Linked DNA regions of Homo sapiens: region 2 is linked to region 1. A link is a loop called in an ENCODE intact Hi-C map of the cell type or tissue named here. Cell type or tissue: OCI-LY7. All regions are shown on one strand.

The links. Peaks named below come from ENCODE experiments on the same cell type or tissue, not always from the same donor. Only the 100,000 strongest peaks of a DNase experiment are listed, where the experiment ranks them.
Region 2: a loop joins it to region 1, with 3 times the contacts of the local background. A loop is called at or near these places in 3 of 110 quality-filtered maps.

Annotation. Positions count from the first base shown.
Region 1 is chr20:33,564,173-33,572,172 of GRCh38, reverse strand. All of the region lies in intron 1 of CBFA2T2 (CBFA2/RUNX1 partner transcriptional co-repressor 2), which reads right to left. Among named protein-coding and RNA genes, the nearest start is that of CBFA2T2, 78 kb to the right of the region's middle. RefSeq lists enhancers at 3,740-3,799, 3,052-3,978. In OCI-LY7, CTCF peaks have their summits at 3,131 and 3,336; DNase peaks (open chromatin) are centred at 1,222, 2,562, 3,032, 3,552 and 2 weaker places; H3K4me3 peaks cover 7,520 bases; H3K27ac peaks cover 8,000 bases.
Region 2 is chr20:33,511,105-33,519,104 of GRCh38, reverse strand. All of the region lies in intron 1 of CBFA2T2 (CBFA2/RUNX1 partner transcriptional co-repressor 2), which reads right to left. Among named protein-coding and RNA genes, the nearest start is that of CBFA2T2, 25 kb to the right of the region's middle. RefSeq lists an enhancer at 1,197-1,961. In OCI-LY7, a CTCF peak has its summit at 3,300 (motif pointing left); a DNase peak (open chromatin) is centred at 3,324; H3K27ac peaks cover 1,052 bases.

The DNA of each region.
Region 1 (8,000 bases):
AATTTATGAGGGACTTCCTCATATAAACAAGGTTGGCAGATCACCTGAAGTCAGGAGTTCAAGACCAGCCTGGCCAACATGGCAAAACCCCGTCTCTAGTAACAATGCAAAAATTAGCCAGGCCCGTGGTGGCAGGCGCCTGTAGTCCCAGCTACTCTGGAGGCTGAGGCAGCAGAATCGTTTGAACCTGGGAGGCGGAGGTTATGGTGAGCCGGGATTGTGCCACTGCACTCCAGCCTGGGCGACAGAGCGAGACTCCATCTCAAAAACCAAACAAACCAAACAAACAAACAAAACACAAGAAAAGAAATCACCACTCCCAAGTGCTAATGGAAAATAACTGTCAACCTTTACACTCTAACCACATTTAACTATCATTCAAGTAAAGGTGAAATAAAGATATCTTCAGATCAGCAAAAAGAGTGTACTACTTACAGATTCTCCAAGAATTATTAACAGATACACTTGGCAGGAATGAATTATTAACCTAGAAGGAAAATTGTGATAAATATGCAAAGTGACCAGATAATTCAATAAATATATTGGTAAATCGAAATTAATAGCTTTAAAAATAATGGTAACTATTATTTTGGCTGGGAGTGTAACAAACAAAATGGAAACAAAATCCTAGACAGCGGTAATATATTGAAAAAGTTACTGAATTTGAAGTGTTCTAAGACTTCTGTACTTAAAGAAAAAAATGGATATATGAATTGACATTAGATTTTATGTCAAGTACACATTAAAATTTTAAAAGTAATCATCAAAATAAGGAAAACGAAACATCTATCTTTAAACTCACCCACTATTTTCACTTATTCAATTAAGAGTATCTATTGATTTGTGCGTACAAAATGTGAGAAAATAGAATAAAGTAGTACATTAAAATGAAACAAACCAAAAAAGTTGAAGAGCCTTAAACATTTTTACTGAAGTGTTTGAAACTGACTCCAAAAAACAACATAATTACCAAGACAAATCACCAATTCTCTGTCCCCCCTCCAGACCCACTTAAAAAGATTTGTTGTTAGAGATGGTTCCCTTGGATGGAAAGGCAGGGAAACACTTCAATTCATTCTCCAAGATAAAGATGGAAGTTAACATTTCTAGAAGGTCAGTCACACACACACCAAGTCTGTTGTCCTCCCTTACTTTAGACATGAAGAACAGAGCCAGGACTGGGGAAAGGTAAGTGAGAAGCCTGGGGCCCCGACAAAGCACTTGTGGTTATTTGCCATGCTTCTCTACTTGGGGAGACAGAAGCACAGTTTGCTTGTGGAAACCTCAGTTCACATTCACAGTGCAAGAAAACTTATTTCCAGTTTCATTGTGGCATTAGCCCTAGGAATGAGAGAGGACAACTTAATAAAATTAAAACAGATGAAAAGAAAATGAGTCTCACATTAGACTGCAAACTCCTTTTACTATTTAACTTTGTTTCTCAGTATGTACAATGACAGAATGAAAGAATCAGTAAGGCCACAGAAGGAAACCCCCATTCTTCCTAAGTACCAGAAAGAAGGGTTAACAGCACATGTACTCACCTCAAGACGACAATATCTATAGCAATACTGATCAACATTCCCAACATGTACTAGCTCCAAACTTCAAATCAAAGTACACTTAATTTGGAGTCAGAGAAGGCTCTGTTTCAAATCTCAACTCTTCCCCTTTACTGACTTCCCTACCTTTCAATTTCTCCACTGCTTAAAACGAAGGAGCAGATTAAAAAGCTCTGAAAAAAACTCTTCAAATACTACAACTCCTAACCTATTCTAAATATAATCACATTGCTCTACCTAGAGGCTTGCCTTCATAGGAGCTGTCACGTAAAATGTTGGCTGCCAGGGGCTTTTCAAATTCTAGTATCTTTTTTTGTTTGTTTGTTTTTGAGATGGAGTCTCGCTCTTGTCACCCAGGCTGGAGTGCAGTGGCATGATCTCGGCTCCCTGCAAACTCTGCCTCCTGGGTTCAAGTGATTCTCCTGCCTCAGCCTCCCCAGTAGCTGGGATTACAGGCATGTGCCACCACACCTGGCTAGTTTCTTTGTATTTTTAGTAAAGATGGGGCTTCACCATTTTGGATAGGCTAGTCTCCAACTCCTGACTTCAGGTGATCGCCCGCCTTGGCCTCCCAAACTGCTGGGATTACAGGTCTGGCCATGTTGCCCAGGCTTGTCTTGAATGACTGGGCTCAAGTAATCCTCTTGCCTCAGGCTTCTGAGTACCTGAGACAAGAGGCACACACCATAGGGCCTGGCTTTAGTACCTTTTTAAACTCCAAAATAAATAGAATATAAAGAAAGAAAGCCAAAAAGACATTTCTTCCAACAGAAATGGCCCTATGTTCCTTATGATAAAAGCTCTATGCAGCTAAGCTTAAAACATTGAAATTGTTACTTTAAATTTTCCAAATTATTAAATAATTTAATTTAAAATGCTGTAAACTCAAGATTTTACTTTAAAACTGGGTTACACTGCTAAACTCTCAACAGGCAAAAGTCAATGACCTCCCCCTTGATTTCCTGGGCTATTGACTTGTAAAGGCTACCAGAATACCCTTCACTGACAGGGCAGTGACTTTGTCAAGGTCACAATACAATTCATCAGGAGTCAATAACAACTTTGGATTGTCCTTGAAATTCTATCTAGAGTTTGAAGCTGAGAACTTATTACCTGTTTGAGATTACAATCTTGATTTAGAACAATAACCAAAGTGGAACACTTAAGTTTGTTTACTGATGAAGGAAGAAAGAAGTCTAAAACATCGACCTTCTCATTGTGGTATTTATTCTAATGAGTAAACTAGAACAATTATTTGTGTAAACACAGAGAACAAACAACAAAATAATGCAAAATTAAAGCATTTAACAATGACTGCATGTTGTTTTCTCCCACAAAACATATTATCCTTTTAAACTAGGCCCCTTTCCTAACATACTGCCCACTGGATTAAATTTAACAAACCAAAAAGCAAGTGATGAAAATTTTTGTGTGCCCTACCCCCACCCTAGGGGCACTGGGCCACGATTTGCTTGAATATTATGGGTGTGGCATGAAATATTAAAGCAGTGACTAAAATTTTCCATAAAATCCCATCCAAAGTCTAAAAGCTTTACTACTCAGAAACAGATTCATTTCCAGACATTTAAAAGATTTACTATTCCACTTATGACACTCTGGTGTTTCTACATTTAATATTTAGGGAGGAGGTGATGGGGGTGGGGAAAAGGGTGTAATTAGTTTTGCTTGTAAAATGTTCATCACAGTTGTAGCGCCAACTGAGCTATACAGCCTACTGGGGGTCTAATAGATTTCAGGGTATTATAGTTTGAGTAATAGAGGTTGGGGTTGTGGTGGAAATCAATAAATGGCTACTACTTCTTTGCATAGACCCATATGGAAGTAATCAAGCGCAAGGGTGGCAGCTGGGGCCAATAACAGTCACCTGCAGTTGAGGGACATGGGGGTTTCAGATGGGTTTTTAATGCTAATTTCCTACAGAAACAATGAGCTAGAAAGAGCAGAGTAACAGACGAGGCCGGATGAAGAGAGACCAGCCAGAACAATGGCTGCACCTGGTGCTGGGAGCAGAGGGACAGAGCAGGCACGCGCCCGCCGGCAGCAGAGGACACATCTGTCACCCTCAAAGCAGCCCATCCCCCAGCTCTTCCAGCAGAGTAAGTGGTGCAAGGTCCCTAAATGTTAACAGCTTGCCACACAGCAACAGGTTTGAGTTTTTAAAGACTGCCGCATTCTCTACAGCATTCTCTACACGCACCCTTCTCCCATGACTTAGAATTAGTTAGGGAACTGGGTTCCCTGTCAGTCTCAAGTGAGACAGTAAAAATATCCAAGACTCCCATTTTAAGTAAATCTTTTAGTTATTGTGACTTCAATGTTTTTGGGGGACTGGGAAAAATCACATGGAAAGAGAAATCTTATTGAGTGCTGATGCAGGAAGTATCATGCTAATTTCTTTCTAATTAAATCCTTAGAACTCATTTTTATTCCCATTTTACAGCTGAGAAAACTGAGGCTTAGAGGTGAAGGTTAAATCAGCTTATGGTTACACAGCCTAATGTCAAAACCCACACACAATCTTTCACCGTCTTCTCTCCATCTGTCCAAACTACCACAATCAAATGAAAATACAATAGTCCCCGCCTTGTCTGAAGGAGATGCGTTCCAAGACCCCCAGCGGATGCCTGAAACCCCAGACAGTACCAAACCCTATATATACTATGTTTTCTCCTATACATACATACCTACGATAAAGTTTAATTTACAGGCTGGGCGTGGTGGCTCATGCCTGTAATCCCAGCACTTTGGGAGGCCGAAGCGGGTAGATCACCTGAGGTCAGGCGTTCGAAACCTGCCTGGCCAACATGGTGAAACCCCATCTCTACTAAAAATACAAAAAATTAACTGGGCGTGGTGGCACATGCCTGTAATCCCAGCTACTTGGGAGGCTGAGACAGGAGAATTGCTTGAACCTGAGAGGCGGAGGTTGCAGTGAGCCGAGATCACGCCACTGCACTCCAGCCTGGGCAACAAGAGTGAAGCTCCGTCTCAAATTAAAAAAAAAAAAAAAAAGTTTAATTTACAAAGTAGGCACAGTAAGAGATTAACAAGAATAAAACATTATAACAATTATAACAATATACTGTAATAAAAGTTATGTGAATGTGGTCTCTCTCTCAGAATGTCTTAGCGTACTGTACCACAGGTAACTGAAACCCTGGAAAGCGAAACTTCGACTAAGGGGAGACTACTGTACACACTCCATTTACTGCAGAGCTCCAGCTACGAGAGACAACTGCAGATAATATGTATACATATACAGAACTGCATCCCACCTTGCCAGGCATCTATAACAAACTGCTGAGGATTGAACGATAACAGGATTTCCACGAGCTGTTGCTTTAAACAAAACACAAAGAGTTGCTTTTTCAGGTTTTGGCATGCTTTAGGAAAATTAAATCCATATGCATTTTAAATTCCCCAGTATCAATCTGTGTCATCATATAGTTCTCAAAAGTCAAATGCTGTTTGGAAAGTCCATCAGCCAGTGAAAATACAAACACCAGTTATAATATGTTGTTTTTCTGCAAGATACAACCACCACTAATTCCTTTATTTACTGACTTGAACTTGGAGGGAAAATTAAACAATCCACAGAGTCCATCATGGTAGCAATCTTTTAAATCACAGCTTCCTGGTATATAAATCACACATATAAAAGACGGCTATGCATGCATAAAGGTAAGTATCTCAGAAGTAAACAACTGATCTTGGATTTGGAAAGACAGCAACAGCTAGACATACTTCAAAACATGGTAGAAATGAATACTATGTAATTATGCATTTAATAAAGTTTAATTTAAGGCTCTAGAAGAAAGGGAACCTTTCCATCCTGCCACTATGCTCCTTCCAAACATGAGAAGTCCAAATCCTTCCTGTCCTTCTAAATTCTGATCAAACGCGACCTCCTTTAGGAAGGTTCTCTGATTCCTACAGTTGGTGCTAATTTTCAGGACTTACTACTTTTGTACTTTTTTTTTTTTTGAGACTGAGTCTTGCTCTGTTGCCCAAGCTGGAGTACAGTGGCATGATCTCAGCTCCCTGCAACTTCCGCCTCCCAGGTTCAATTGATTCTCCTGCCTCAGCCTCCTGAGTAGCTGGGATTACAGGCACATGTCACCACGCCCGGCTAATTTTTGTATTTTTAGTAGAGATGGGGTTTCGCCACGTTGGCCAGGCTTGTCTCGAACTCCTGACTTCAAGTAATCCGCTCACTTCGGTCTCCCAAAGTGCTGGGATTACAGGTGTGAGCTACTGGCGCCCAGCCACTTTTTGTACACTTTATCTCCTCTATGAGATTTCACCTTTTAAAAAAAATCCCTTACCATATTATCACATACAACAGGCAATTCAAAATAACATTCGTAAAATGGGTGTCCTGGAAACTCAACATAATTCTAGTCTAAGCTCAGCCAGCAACCAGGAGGATATTGAACTCTGGGCTGGGGAGACTATTTGCCATCCCATTATCTTTCCCTCAACTTTCCTATTTTATCTATAAAATAATGTGTTTGACTAGATTATCCAAAGGATCCTTTCCAACCCTAATATTGTCCATAGGTCATCTCTGGGAACTTATGAGCACTGAGTAGCCTTAGAATAACCATCAATGAACTGACCCAACCAATCTTTCGGATCCAACTGAATTTTTCCAGTTGTGTATTAAATACATTCGTTCACTCAAATGTATTTTTTGATGTTCCCGCAAAGCCACTTAAATGTCATTATCCTCATCTCCAGTTTATTGGCATTATTGCATTATGTGCCTCCAGTCCAACAAGGACCCTCGCTATGAAAATATGCTTGGGTCATTACTGGAAGCCAATTTAGGAGAATTTCCTCCTAGTAGTAAGATTCTCATGATGCTTCCATAATCTTCAGAAAGAATCATGATTTTCTCCAGTATTCAACTCAAATGTATCTTGGTTATAACCTCAGTAGCAAGCAATACTCTCCTGAAATGTCTGGTCCTAGCAAGACTTTTAATCACCCAACTTTATTTACAGTGAGTGAATCTTCACATCCTAAAATGCATATTTTTTCTTATTTATTATGTTTCCTGAAACTCTAGCATCCAAAGTATTCCTAGCATGGACATAGTCATATGAAATCCCCTTTTCAGGCCCTCTATAGTAGGCCCTATCCTACAGAAAAGCATTAAGTCCTTTTCTCCCCACTCATGTCTCCTAGGCTACAATGGAAAGTGTTTTCTCACTGAAGGAGTACCATGTGAATTCAGTATAAACACTATATCCTCTCAAGTATTCAGAAAAGTCCCAAAGATGCTTGTTGAACAATGCACCTATCAAAAGAGATGCCCCCAAATTTTTACAAAATCATTTTAGTCAATTTGGTATAAAAGAAAACTTGGAGCCGGGCGCAGTGGCTCACACCTACAATCCCAGCACTTTGGGAGGCCAAGGCGGGCAGATCATGAGGTCAGGAGATCGAGACCATCCTGGCTAACACGGTGAAACACCGTCTCTACTAAAAATACAAAAAATTAGCCGGGTGTGGTGGCGGGTGCCTGTAGTCCCAGCTACTCTGGAGGCTGAGGCAGGAGAATAGCATGAACCGGGGAGGTGGAGCTTGCAGTCAGTCGAGATCGCGCCGCTGCACTCCAGCCTGGGTGACAGAGCGAGACTCCGTCTCAAAAAGAAAAGAAAAGAAAAGAAAACTTGGGAAAAGTTCCATTTTAAAAGTCTCCTTCAAGTCAGCGTGGTGGCTCATGCCTGCAATCCCACCACTTTGGGAGGTCGAGGTGGCTCTATTGCTTGAGGTCAGGAGTTTGAGACAAGCCTGGGCAACATGGCAAAACCCCACCTGTATAAAAACTACCAAAATTAGCTGGGCGTGGTGGTGCGTGCCTGTGGTCCCAGCTACTCAGGAGGCCAGGGTGGGAGGATCACTGAAGTCCGGAAGAGTGAAGGCTGTAGTGAGCCATGATCATGCTTCTGCATGCTAGCCTGATCAACAGAGTTTGAGACCATGTCCCAAAAAAAAGAAAGAAAAGAAAAGAGAAAAGAAAAAAAGAGGGCCAGGCGCGGTGGCTCACTCCTTTAATCCCAGCACTTTGGGAGGCTGAGGCAGGCGGATCACAAGTTCAGGAGTTCAAGACCAGCCTGACCAACATGGTAAAACCCGTCTCTACTAAAAATACAAAAATTAGCCAGGCATGGTGGCACGCCTATACTCCCAGCTACTTGGGAGGCTGAGGCAGAATAGCTTGAACCCGGGAGGTGGAGGTTGCAGTGAGCCGAGACCGCGCCACTGCACTCCACCTGCGCGACAGAGTGAGACTCCATCTCGGAAAAAAAAAAAAAAGAAAGAAAAAGAAAAAAGTCCCCTCCACCTCAAGAAATCTGACTATAAAATTGAAGGAAGAAATTGAAGAGTACTATACTGTCCACTTAATTA
Region 2 (8,000 bases), 53 kb after region 1:
CCAAATATTATTTTTCTTTCCTTAATCATTATTTAATAGAAACCTACATTTACCAGTTGAATTCACCTTCATTATTTGAAAACTGAGACAGCCCGTCTCTACTAAAACTACAAAACTTAGCTGGGCATGGTGCTGTGAGCCTGTAGTCCCAGTTGCTTGGGAGGCTGAGGGAGGAGAATCGCTTGAACCCGGGAGACGGAGGTTGCAGTCAGCCAAGATCGCTCCAGTGCATTCCAGCCTGGGCAACAGAGCCAGACTCCGTCTCAAAAAAAAGAAGAGAAAGAAAAAAAGAAAACCAAGACACAGATAAATTCACTTTTTTTTTTTTTTTGGAGAAGGAGTTTCGCTCTTGTTGCACAGGCTGGACTGCAATGGCGTGTTATCAGCTCACCGCAACCTCTGCCACTCGGGTTCAAGAGATTCTCCTGCCTCAGCCTCCCAAGTAGCTGGGATTATAGGCATGTGCCACCATGCCCAGCTAATTTTTTTTTTTTTTTTGTATTTTTAGTAGAGGGAGTTTCTTCATGTTCATCAGGCTGGTCTCAAACTCCCGACCTCAGGTGATCCACTCGCCTCAGCCTACCAAAGTGTGGGGATTACAGGAGTGAGCCACCGTGCCTGGTCTGACAAATTCATTTTCTGTTTGGTTTGGTCTGCTCTGTTTCCAACAAGAGCCTACTTCATTATCTCCCCAATATATCTACCTAGTCCATAGACTGGCTCAGAGCAGGCCTTTGACAATATTTAATTTTATCCCACAATGGCATTTCAATTCCTTTGTCATTCTGAGAAAAATACTAACAGCATGGGAATTTGGTGCATGGATCATTAACAGTAAGACATTAAAATCAAAATGTAGGCAGGATGCAGTGACTCACGCCTGTAATCCCAGCACTTCGGGAGGCAAGGCAGGCGGATCATGAGGTCAGGAGACCGAAACCATCCTGGCTAACACAATGAAACCCAGTCTCTACTAAGAATACAAAAAATTAGCCAGGCATGGTTGCACGTGCCTGTAGTCCCAGCTACTTGGGAGGCTGAGGCAGGAGAATCACTTGAACCTGGAAGGTGAAGGTTGCAGTGAGCCGAGATTGCACCACTGCACTCCAGCCTGGGTGACAGAGAGAGACTCTGTCTCAAAAAAAATAAAAGCAAAATGTAAGCTGGGCACGGTGGCTCACGCCTGTAATCCTAGCACTTTAGGAGGCCGAGGCGGGTGGATCACAAGGTCAGGAGTTTGAGACCAACCTGGCCCACACAGTGAAACTCCATCTCTACTAGAAATACAAAAAATTGGCCAGGTATGGTGGCACACACCTGTAGAACAAGCTACTCGGGAGGCTGAGTCAGGAGAATTGCTTGAACCGGGAGGCGGAGGTTGCAAGCAAGTCTCCGTCTTCAAAAAAAAAAAAAAAGGCAAAATATAGCAGCCTAGCCAACCTAGGCTCTACTAACCAAACCAAACCTTATCTCTACTAAAAATACAAAAAAGCTGTGCATGGTGACATTCACCTACAGTCCCAGCTACTCAAGAGGCTGAGGCACAAGAATCACTTGAGTGATTGAGCCGGAGATTGCAGTGAGCCAAGATCACACCACTGCACTTTAGTCTGGACAACAGAGCGAGACTCTGTCTCAAAAAAAAAAAAAAACACCAAAAAAACCAAAAAAACCAGTCCTATGAATTAGTTTACAATAGTGGAAATAATCACCAAAATACCTTGATGGCAATAATGAGCTGAAAATTGGCAAGGCTTCTGTGGATTTAGGCCTGCAGAGCTTGATCTACCTGAAGCTTTTCTTCCCATATGTCATGAATAACAGAAAGGACTTATTTTCATTTCCAGCACAGCTCTGTCTAGTTACAGAACTGAACTTCACAGGTTCATTAATTCCTTTTTCCACTTTCAGGCAGATAGAGAAACATCATCTCCTATAACCACAGGTAATTGGTAGATCTGCAAGAACTAACTGCTCCAAAATGGATGACTCTGCACTTTCTGAGAAAGGGAAAAGGATGTGAATGGTGCTTGGCAACATCATGAAGCAGTCCATCACATATCTGCTTTTATTTACAGAGCATTTAGAAAGTTCTCTGAAAGGTGTGATCTCACTACTAAAGGCATCTCACTACTAACACTGAGCAAATCAATATCGAATGTTGCTGTTGTTCATAAAATCTGTTCCAAGGCACTTAAAACAACAGAAGAGATAAATGTCTTCACTACTGTTTAAAGCAAAGATCTTCTAGAATAGTTTTGTGTCCTTCCCATCTGACTGTAAATTATAAAAACTGCAAAGTATTATGTACAGTATCATTCCATTTAGAAAAAACACTGCGTGAGTATTACAGATGTGTATAAAGGTATACCAAAAAGCCTGAAAATATACAGAAACTTTCAGCGATGAGGTGAAAGAGAATTTTTACTTTTTACTATATTTGCTAGGCATTTTTAAAGAATGTCTTGGCTGGGCATGGTGGTTCACACCTGTAATCCCAGCACAGGGTTTCACCATGTTGGTCAGGCTGGTCTCGAACTCTGGACCTTGTGATCTGCCCACCTCGGCCTCCCGAAGTCTAGGATTATAGGCGTGAGCCACTGCACCTGGCTATAGTTTTTTATTTTTATATTTTAAGATGGAGTCTCACTCTGTTGCTCAGGCTGGAGTGCAGTGGCACGCTCTCAGCTCACTGTAACCTCTGCCTGCTAGGTTCAAGGGATTCTCCTGCCTCAGCCTCCTGAGTAGCTGGAATTACAGGCATGCACCACCACACCCAGCTAATTTTTATATTTTTAGTAGAGATGGGGTTTCACTATGTTGGCCAGACTGGTCTCGAACTCCTGATCTCAGGTGATCTGCCCGCCTCGGACTCCCAAAGTGCTGGGACTACAAGTGTGAGCCACCATGCCCGTCTGACGCTGTAGTTTTTAAATTATTGTTCATTTTTTGAATTTATTTTTACATTTTTGAGGCCGGGTCTTGCTCTGTCTCTCAGGCACAGTGCAGTGACATGATCACAGGTCACTCCAGCCTCAACCTCCTGGGCTTAGCCTCCTCCTGCCTCAGCCTCCTGAGTAACTGGGATTACAGGTGTGCTACTGGCTAATTTTTCTTATGTTTTGTAGAGATGCATTCTTGCTATTTTGCTCAGGATGGTCTCAAACTATTCTTCTGTGTTGTCCTCCCAAAGGGCTGGGATTACAGGTATGAGCCTTCTCGACACTGTAATTTTTGAAAGCTATCTTTAGGAAAGTAATTATAAGATATTCCCCCCGCCCCGTTTTTTTTTTTTTTTTTTTTGAGATGGAGTCTCCCTCTTGTGGCCCAGGATGGAGTGTAATGGCACAATCTCGGCTCACTGCAACCTCTGCCTCCCGAGTTCAAGTGATTCTCTTGTCTCAGCCTCCCAATTAGCTGGGATTACAGGTATACGCCACCATGCCCGACTAATTTTGTATTTTTAGTAGAGACAGGGTTTCGCCATGTTTGTCAGGCTGGTCTCAAACTTGAGGTCTCTGACCCACCCACCTCAGCCTCGCTGGATGACAGAGTGAGACTCCATCTCAATAAAAAAATAAAAATAAAAAACTATAGTGTCAATGCAGAACACTACAGAATAAATAATAGGTAGATATTATAGCATAAATAACATTATCCCTCATTGAGCAGGATACCACTATTTGGCCAAGGACACGTTTTCCGTCACCCAGGCTGGTGTGCAGTGCCACACTTTTTTTTTTTTTTTTTTTTTGAGATGGAGTCTTGCTTTGTCACCCAGGCTGGAGTGCAGTGACACGATCTTGGCTCACTGCAACCTCCACCTCCAGGTTTCAAGCAATTCTCCTGCCTCAGCCTCCCAAGTAGCTGGGACTACAGGCGCCTGCCACCACACCCAGTGAATTTTTCTATTTTTAGTAGAGACAGGATTTCACCATGTTTTTGCTAGGCTAGTCTCAAACTCCTGACCTCAGGTGATCCACCCGCTTCGGCCTCCCAAAGTGCTGTGATTACAGGCGTGAGCCACCAAGCCCGGCCAACAGTAACTTCTTAATTCACATTCCTACCTCCTCCCTTGATTCACTAGGTGTTTTCTCTAAAAGCAATCTCTTAGACCCAGTGCAGTGGCTCACGCCTGTAATCCCAGCACTTTGGGAGGCCAAGGCGGGCGGATCACAAGGTTAGGAGTTCAAGAACAGCCTGGCCAACACAGTGAAACCCCATCTCTAATAATTAAAAAATCAGCCAGGTGTGATGGCAGGCACCAGTAGTCCCAGCTACTCGGGAGGCCGAGGCAGGAGAATCACTTGAACCTAGGAGGCGGAGGTTGCAGTGAGCAAGACCCCACCATCGCACTCCAGCCTATAGGACAGAGCAAGACTTTGTCTTTAAAAATAATAATAATAAAATAAATAAATAAATAAAAGCAATCTCTTTAAAAGGTAAAGGGGATAATGTCACCCTCCTGCTCAAAACTGATTTCATTCAGCAAATCCAAAATCCTTACCATGACCCCAAATGCGCTGTGTGCTCTGGCCCCCATCTACCTCCCTGACATCAGCTTTTCGCTCCATCCCCTGCTCCAGCCATGCTAGCCTCCTTGGTGCTCTTTAAACATATCAAGCATGTTCCTACCTCAGGGCCTCAACACCCGCTATTACCTTTGCCTGGACTGCTCCTCTCCAGACATGGTGAAACCCCGTCTCTACTAAAAATACAAAAATTAGCTCGGTGTGGTAGCACACACCTGTCATCCCAGTTACTGGGGAGGCAAAGGCAGGAGAATCGTTTGAACCCAAGAGGTGGAGGTTGTAGCGAGCCGAGATCGCACCACTGCACTCCAGCCTGGGTGACAGAGTAAGACTCTATCTCAAAAAAAAAAAAAAAAAAAAAAAAAACAAAGGCAGGGCACGGTGGCTCACGCCTGTAATCTTAGCACTTTGGGAGGCCAAAGCAGGTGGATCACCTGAGGTCAGGAGTTCGAGGCCCGCCTGACCAACATGGTAAAATCCTGTCTCTACTAAAAATACAAAAAAAGTAGCCAGGCATGGTGGCCGGTGCCTGCAATCCCAGCTACTTGGGAGGCTGAGGTAGGAGAATTGCTGGAACCCAGGAGGCAGAGGCTGCAGTGAGCCGAGATCGCACCACTGCACTCCAGCCTGGGCAAAAGACCCCCTCTCAAAACAACAACAACAACAAAAAAAAACACAAAACAAAAAACAGCAAGTACTTATCAACACCTAAATATATTAAACAGGTACAACATTCTTTTTTTTTTTTTTTTTTTTCCTGGGACAGAGTCTTACTCTGTCACCCGGCCAGTAGCGCAGTTGCGCAATCTTGGCTCACTGCAATCTCTTCCTCCCGGGTTCAAGCGATTCTCCTGCCTCAGCCTCCCAAGTAGCTGGGATTACAGGCACCTGCCACCATGCCCCAGCTAATCTGGCCAGGTGCGGTGGCTCACGCCTGTAATCCCAGCACTTTGGGAGGCCAACGCAGGCGGATCACAAGGTCAAGAGTTCGAGACCTGCCTGGCCAACATGGTGAAACCCCGTCTCTACTAAAAAATACAAAAATTAGCTGGGCGTGATGGTGGGCACCTGTAATCCCAGCTGTAATTGGGAGGCTGAGGCAGGAGAATCGCTTGAACCTGAGAGGTGAAGGTTGCAGTGAGCTGATACTGTGCCACTGCACTCCAGCCTGGGAGACAAGAGTGAGACTCTATCTCAAAAAAAAAAACCAAAAAAAAAACAAAAAAACCCATTACGGTCTATGAAAGCAGCACTGTTTTCTTCACGACTGTATGCCCTCTACCTATCTCACAAAGCAGAGGCTCTTCAAAAAGGTTAAACATTAACAACAGCAAGTTGTTAGTCTGGAGAGGATGTGTAATAAATGGAACTCTCACAGACTGCTGATGCAAGCATTGGCTGATAGAACAACTCTGGAAAACTTTGACAGCAGCAGCATCTACTAAAGCTGAACATATGCACACTGTATGTCCCTCCAATCCCATTCCTAGGCATACACCCAACAAAAAGACATACATACGTGGCCGGGTGCGGTGGCTCACGCCTGTAATCCCAGCACTTTGGGAGGCCAAGGTGGGTGGATCACAAGGTCAGGAGATCGAGACCATCCTGGCTAATGCAGTGAAACCCTGTCTCTACTAAAAATACAAAAAATTAGCTGGGCTTGGTGGCAGGAGCCTGTAGTCCCAACTACTTGGGAGGCTGAGGCAGGAAAAAGGCTTGAACCCAGGAGGCGGAGCTTGCAGTCAGCCCGAGATCGCGCCACTGCACTCCAGCCTGGGCAACACAGTTGAGACTCCGTCTCCAAAAAAAAAAAAAAAAAGACATACATACGTGCACCCACATACACAGAAGAATGTTCCCTGCAGCGTTATTCCTAATAGTCCAAAACTAGAAACAATCAGAATATACCTCAACAGCAGAATGGACCGACTGTGGTATATTACTGTGGCAAAACCCTAGACAGAAATTTGAGAATGGACTATTATTACTAACACAAGATCATGTATCATTACTGTTGAGCAAAAGAAGCCAGATATGGAAGAATGCACATTATATGACTCTTTATATAAAGTTCAAAAAGAATAAAGCAAAACTAATGAATGGTGATAGAGGTCAGGATAGTGGTTACCCCTTGGAGAAGGAGGGACAGTGACTGGCAAGTAAGAAGGTAGGCTTCTGAAGTGGTTGCTGTTAATGTTTTCTTTTACTTTTTTTTTGTTGAGAGGGAGTCTCGCTCTGTCGCCCAGGCTGGAGTGCAGTAGCCCCATCTTGGTTCACTGCAACATTTGCCTCCCAGGTTCAAGTGGTTCTCCTGCCTCAGCCTCCCGAGAGGCTGGGATTAACAGGTGCACACCGCCTGCACACCGCCATGCCCGGCTAATTTTTGTTTTTTGAAGACAGAGTCTCGCTCTGTCGCTGGCCTGGAGTGCAGTGGCGTAGATCTCAGCTCACTGCAACCTCCCCCTCCCGGGTTCAAGCGATTCTCCTACCTCAGCCTCCCACGTAGCTGGGCCTACAGGCGCATGCCACCACGCCCAGCTAATCTTTGTATTTTTAGTAGAGGCAGGGTTTCACATGTTGGCCTGGCTGGTCTCAAACTCCTGACCTCAAGTGATCTCCCTGCCTTGGCCTTCCAAAGTGCTGGGATTACAGGCGTAAGCCACTGTGCCCAGCCTTCTTCTTCTTGAGACAGGGTCTTGCTCTGTAGCCCAAGCTGGAGTGCAGTGGCATGATCATGGCTCACTGCATCCTCAGAACTCCTGGGCTCAAGTGATCTTCCTGCCTCAGCCTCCTGAGTAGCTGGGACTACAGGCATGCACCACCATGCCCTAATGCTTTATTTCTTGATCTACATAGTAGCTACACAGGTATGATCACTTTGTGAAAATTCACTGAGCTGTACATTTATGATTTATGCATTTTGTCTATTTAATAAAAAGTTTATGGCCAGGCATGATGGCTCACACCTGTAATCCTTTTGGAAGACAGCCTTTTTTCTGTTACTTTTCTCTTTACATAAACCATTTTTTTAAGAGTTTTGCTCAAATAGCATGGTACTGGTACCAAAACAGATATATAAACTAATGGAACAGAACAGAGGCCTCAGAAATAAAACCACACATCTACAACCATCTGATCTTTGACAAACCCGACAAAAACAAGAAATGCGGAAAGGATTCCCTATTTAATAAATGGTGCTGGGAAAACCGGCTAGCCATATGTAGAAAACTGAAACCGGATCCCTTTCTTACACCTTATACAAAAATTAATTCAAGATGGACTAACTACTTAAATATTAGACGTAAAACCATAAAAACCCTAGAAGAAAACCTAGGCAATACCATTCAGGACACAGGTATGGGCAAGGACTTCATGACTAAAACACCAAAAGCAATGGCAACAAAAGCCAAAATTGACAAATGGGATCTAATTAAACTAAAGAGCTTCTGCACAGCAAAAGAAACT